2 separate regions of the Homo sapiens genome follow, and region 2 is linked to region 1. Evidence: chromatin loops called from intact Hi-C (ENCODE). Cell type or tissue: endothelial cell of umbilical vein. All regions are shown on one strand.

The links. Hi-C counts contacts between places; a loop is a spot of excess contacts. Peaks named below come from ENCODE experiments on the same cell type or tissue, not always from the same donor. Only the 100,000 strongest peaks of a DNase experiment are listed, where the experiment ranks them.
Region 2: it touches region 1 in a loop (4-fold over the local background); 1 of 110 quality-filtered maps calls a loop at or near these places.

The regions. Positions count from the first base shown.
Region 1 is chr6:166,514,211-166,516,710 of GRCh38, reverse strand. All of the region lies in intron 3 of RPS6KA2 (ribosomal protein S6 kinase A2), which reads left to right. Among named protein-coding and RNA genes, the nearest start is that of MIR1913, 6.0 kb to the right of the region's middle. In endothelial cell of umbilical vein, CTCF peaks have their summits at 1,481 and 2,375 (motif pointing left); a DNase peak (open chromatin) is centred at 1,400.
Region 2 is chr6:166,597,525-166,600,024 of GRCh38, reverse strand. The region is part of intron 1 of RPS6KA2 (ribosomal protein S6 kinase A2); the gene reads left to right. Among named protein-coding and RNA genes, the nearest start is that of RAMACL, 12 kb to the right of the region's middle. In endothelial cell of umbilical vein, no CTCF peak of the experiment used is centred here; DNase peaks (open chromatin) are centred at 624 and 1,334; H3K27ac peaks cover 2,500 bases.

The DNA.
Region 1 (2,500 bases):
CTGCTGAGATAAAGGGCACAGTGTAGGAAGCCTGGCCACATGCATCTCATGAGGATTTCTCCTTGTGGAAGCATTCTGAGTCTAGGGCGTGGCAGAGCCCACGGGTCCTCAATGGCAGCCCCGTTGGCTGTGTGATGTGTGACAGAGAAGTTTTCCTTGTTGAGTTTAACTTTGTTTGATGCCAGCAGGCAGCTCAGAGAGAGAGAGGCTTGTTGTTTAATCATCCTAGAAGGGGCAGTGTCCCCACCCCTCCCACTGTGTGCAGTCACTCCTGCCTCCCCCACCCCTGGCTTCCTGCAGAGCCTGCCTGCATTCGTGAGCCCTGTGTCTTCTGCCTAGGCCTTTGCTTTTACTTTGAGAGAAATCTTTCTGACTCCACTGTGTCCTTTCTTCCTTTGGGGTCTTTGTGCTGAGTGAATAGATTCCAGGTTTGCTTTCATCAACTCCCTGAAACTCTTTGGTGCTCACACTGGCTGTAGCTATTGGAGGCTGTAACGGGGGAGAGGTGGGCAATGGAGATGTGAACCCCCAAAATCTCAGACAGGTCTCAGTTAATTTAAAAAGTTTATGCCAAGGTTGAGGGCATGCACCTGTGACAGCCTCAGGAGGTCCTGACAGCATGTGCCCAAGGTGGTCAGGGGACCGTTTGGTTTTGTACATTCTAGGGAGACATAAGACATCAATCAACATATGTATGATGAACATTGGTTCAGTCCGGAAAGGTTGGACAACTCGAAGCAAAGGTGGGAAGACTTTCCAGTCTTCAGCGGGGAAGGGGCTTCCGGGTCATAGGTAGATGAGAGACAAATGGTCGCATTCTTCTGAGTTTCTGACTAGCCTCTCCAAAGGAGGCAATCAGATCTGCATTTATCTCAGTGAGCAGAGGGGTGACTTTGAATAGAATGGGAGGCAGATTTGCCCTCAGCAGCTCCCAGCTTGACTTTTCCCTTTAGCTTAGTGATGTGGGGGCCCCAGGATTTATTTTCCTTTCACAGAGACATTCTTTGTAACATTTTCCCTGTGAATCATTTTGCTTTTCCTCCCTACATTCATTCTCCTCTGCTGCAGAGCCAGGGTAGTAGATACAAGAGCTCCATTCGGCAATCTCCAGCTTGTGTTGAGAGCATCCTAATGACGTCACGCCGATGCTGATATGAGATTTTGCCCTTCAGAGTGTCCTCTCTGGTGCATAACTGCAGTCATGGTTAATAAAACAAGCTCTCTTCTTTTTATCTACATCAGGAACTATTTTTTCAAGAATGAATGGATAAAATGTTTTAATAAGAAAGTATATCAGAGCTTCTAAAAGTCACACCAAGGGGTTACAGAGATGCTGACTTCACTCACCCACCACATCACAGACCCAGCTGCGGGCCCCTCCCGGGGGATGAGCGATGTCCTCATCACATCGTCCCTGATGAATCGGCCATGAGTCATGCAACTCCACCAGCGGCCTCCTGCAGTCCCCACCTGGTGGACTGTCTTGAGCATCTGCTGCCACCAAACACTTCTTTCACATTTCCTGATTTCTCTGTCTGTCTCCTCCAGGTCTTCCCACTGTGGACCACATCATGGTGCATCCTCTCTCCCTCCTTCCCCAGAACAACAGTAACCCTACCGAGGTCCTCACCATGGTTCTACTCTCATCCTACATATCCTCCAGTGGTCCTTGGGCACCCTTGGCTGCTGCTGTGGGGTGGGCGTTCGCATCTGTATTTCCAGCAAAGCTCCAAACCAAGTCTTTTCCTGAGCCCTGCATGTCCCCAGCACTCAACAGGCCGAGAATGCAGGTGGCCTCTTCTCTCCCTGCCCACCACCTGACTTCTCTCCTGGCTAATTTCTCCACCAGTCGCCCAGGCAGAGGGCTAGGATGATGCAGCTCCCTTCTTTTTATTCTCAGCAGCTGAGAGGTCCTGAGGTCTCAGTTCTCCCTCCTCCAGGCCAGATCTGTCCCTCTGCAGGGCTGGATAGCAGTATCCTTTTGCCCCATTCTAGCCACGTTGTCCATTCCAGCCATGTTGCTATTGCATCCTCCACATGACCTCTTAAATCTAGAGGCCCTAAACATGTGCTGTGTGAAAGTCCTGTCCATGGTCTCTTGGCTCCCCAGGCCCCCATGTCCCTGCCCGCAGGCCTCATCAGTGTGGCACTGCAGCTCTGTGCGCCAGCCCACTGGCATCCCTGAGGGTACCCCAGCTGCCACCCTACAGGGCCATCCCTTGGCCTGTATCCTCCTGCCCAAGCACCTGGAGGCTCCCGGGTCCCCTGTAAGGCTTAGCCCCTCCTCTGTGAAAACCTCCCAGGCTGTTTCCAGTTCCCCCAGCATGCACAGGTCCCCCAGCACACAAGAGGTGGGACTGGTCACCCTCTGGTGGCCCCTTGCTGCCATCACCACAGGGCATCTCCCCACTGGGCTCTCACTTCCTGGAGGGCAGAGCCTGCCTCTTCACATTCCAAACACCTGGCACAAAGAAGACTGAGAAGTAGTGATGGGAAAGGA
Region 2 (2,500 bases), 83 kb before region 1:
AAACAAACAAACAAACAAACAAACAAACTTACCACCCTCACCCATATACGGAGGAGGGGAGGCTGGGTGTCCCTTGGATCATGACGGAAGGAGCTACTCTAGGGAGGTGATCAGGCAGGGCTCAGGGAGATGGTGGCTTCTGCTCTAGGCCTTGAGAGTGACGCATGGAGGATGGAGATGGAGTGGGAAGGAGACCTGCCTTGGGAAGATGCACACAGAAGCCTGTGTCGTTTCTCCCAGCACTTAACACGATCCTCACATTACTGAGCGCATATTGGGCTAACACTCCTGCTAATCTGGCCCCTCCCCCTACAGCTTATTTGTTTTTTGTTTAATAAGAGTAAGATGTTGCATTTATGTCTCTTATTTTGTTCTTAAATTCATGCGTCTGTTGGTTGGTATTTTTAGAGATACATATCCCATCATCCTGCAAGTGACCTGCTGTCTTCCCCGTGTCATGAAGCTTCGTGCTTCCCCTGGCGCTAATGAGAAGGCTGAATGGAGCTAGCCAGGAGGGTGCCCTCAGAACTGCCTTCTTGGTTGACATGGATTGCTTAATTACTTCCCTTTGGTTGAGGCAGCTATTAATCTGCCAGTCATCATTTCTTCATTTTATTCGGTGTATATAATGAGAAAACCTTGTTAAATTCTTCCTGAAAACCAGAGACACTGTTTACCATTTTCCCCACACCTACCCATCTGGTAACCTCATCAGAGGAGAGAAGGAAATCAGCACATATTTCATATGACTCTCCTGATTATTGTTGATCACTGCTTCCTCCCTAAGACGTTGTCAAGCTAATTTCCAATCTCCCTGTCTGTAGTTAGCAGAATTTACCTTTCTAAAAACCTCTACCTGCTTTCAGTCCTTGATACCAATCCAGTGCTTCTTCAAACATCCTCAAGAGTGGTTGTTTACATATGGCACGCACCAGGTGACTCCTGCTCTGGATTCTTTAATTATTTCTTAGGATGAAATTTATCTGGAGAGATTTTGATCACCGAACCTGGGACAATAGTTACAGACCTGGACAAGCAGCAGTAACCCCTGAGACAGGCCGGGCTGGGCCCTGCCTGGGCATCGGACACCCCACTGTTTCAACCCCACCTGGAGGACCACTTGAGAGTGAGCCGTGTCTGATGGGGATGAGCTGAGTCCTGATCAGCTGTGGAATACAAGGATGGAGGCAGGAAAGAAGGGAGGTAGGAAAGAGCGGTGCTGTGTGCTTATACAAAGAAAAGCCTTGTTGTTTCCTGGACTGCCACAAAATCTACCAGAGTTGGGACATGATTTCTCTTCCTGACTCCATTATCTCAGAGAAAACAGGCTTCCTATTCCTGACGCAACGGGAAAGAATGTTGTATAAACAGAGGCGCTTAGAGCCAAAATGTTTAGAGCGTCTACCCACACCAACCACCCGTGACTCAGTGCATGATGGGCAGACTCCAGGCTGTTTCACCAAATGTCTTCAAGTTCAGAGGGTCATCTGATTCCAACTTCTCCATCCAGAATTGGTTTTGCAATGCCATTAGCTCCAAATGTGGCTTTTTATTCCTTTATTGTCCCTGCCTATCTACTTGGTAGAGAATCCAGTCTTAATTTTGCAAACCATTTAATTCATCCATAAGCCTCTCTAAACCATTCCTGTAAGAACATAAATGCCTATAAGAAAATAAAAGCGTGGTCTGTCTGCCCCCATTGCCTTTTGGAGGGATTCCTTCCACACCAAGTTAGGGAGGAGAACAAGGCATTATCCTGAACAGCAGGGAGGGAAAGCATCAAAGGAAATCAGAACGGTTCAACAAATGCCGTCCTGTGCTCCAATTTGGCCCCACAATGTCTTCTCTTCCTTTCTCCCCGCTCTCTCCTGAGAAGTGTTTTGTTTACTTTCTGCCTGAGAGGTGAAATAGTAAGGAAAATAATAGCAACAATTATGGTCATCAGGAGCATGTGAAATCAAACCATGCCTCTGTGCAATTTGCAGGTGTCTCTGGGACTGCTCCTGGACCCATTTAGATGGGAACAGAGTAGAACATTTTAATAGGGAAGAAAATACCATTTGCACAAAAGCTCTGTCTGTGGCATGACTGCAGTGGTTCTGACAGGAACTGGGTGATGAAAACCAACAATAGCACGGTGCCCGGCTGGGGCTGGCACACCAGAGAGCAGAGTCCTGCTCTCTAGAGCATCTCACCAGCCCGTGGACTCCGGAAATCTGTTTCTATTCTCTTCTCGATGATGCCGTCACCCATTGGATATTTCTTGTCTCTTGATGTTTAATAATATGAAATGGTCATTTTGAGGCTACTAGTTAAATCCATGAAAAATTCATGAAAATTTTGGCTTGCCTACAGTGTCTATTAGAGCTGCAATCTTGCATGTTATCAGCTCCATGATCATTGCATTCCAGAACGATTGTTTCCAAAATGGCTTACGTTTTCTTTATGTGTTAAATGTCTCCTCTATCTTTATTCCAATCCTCCTACCTTTTTTCCCAGA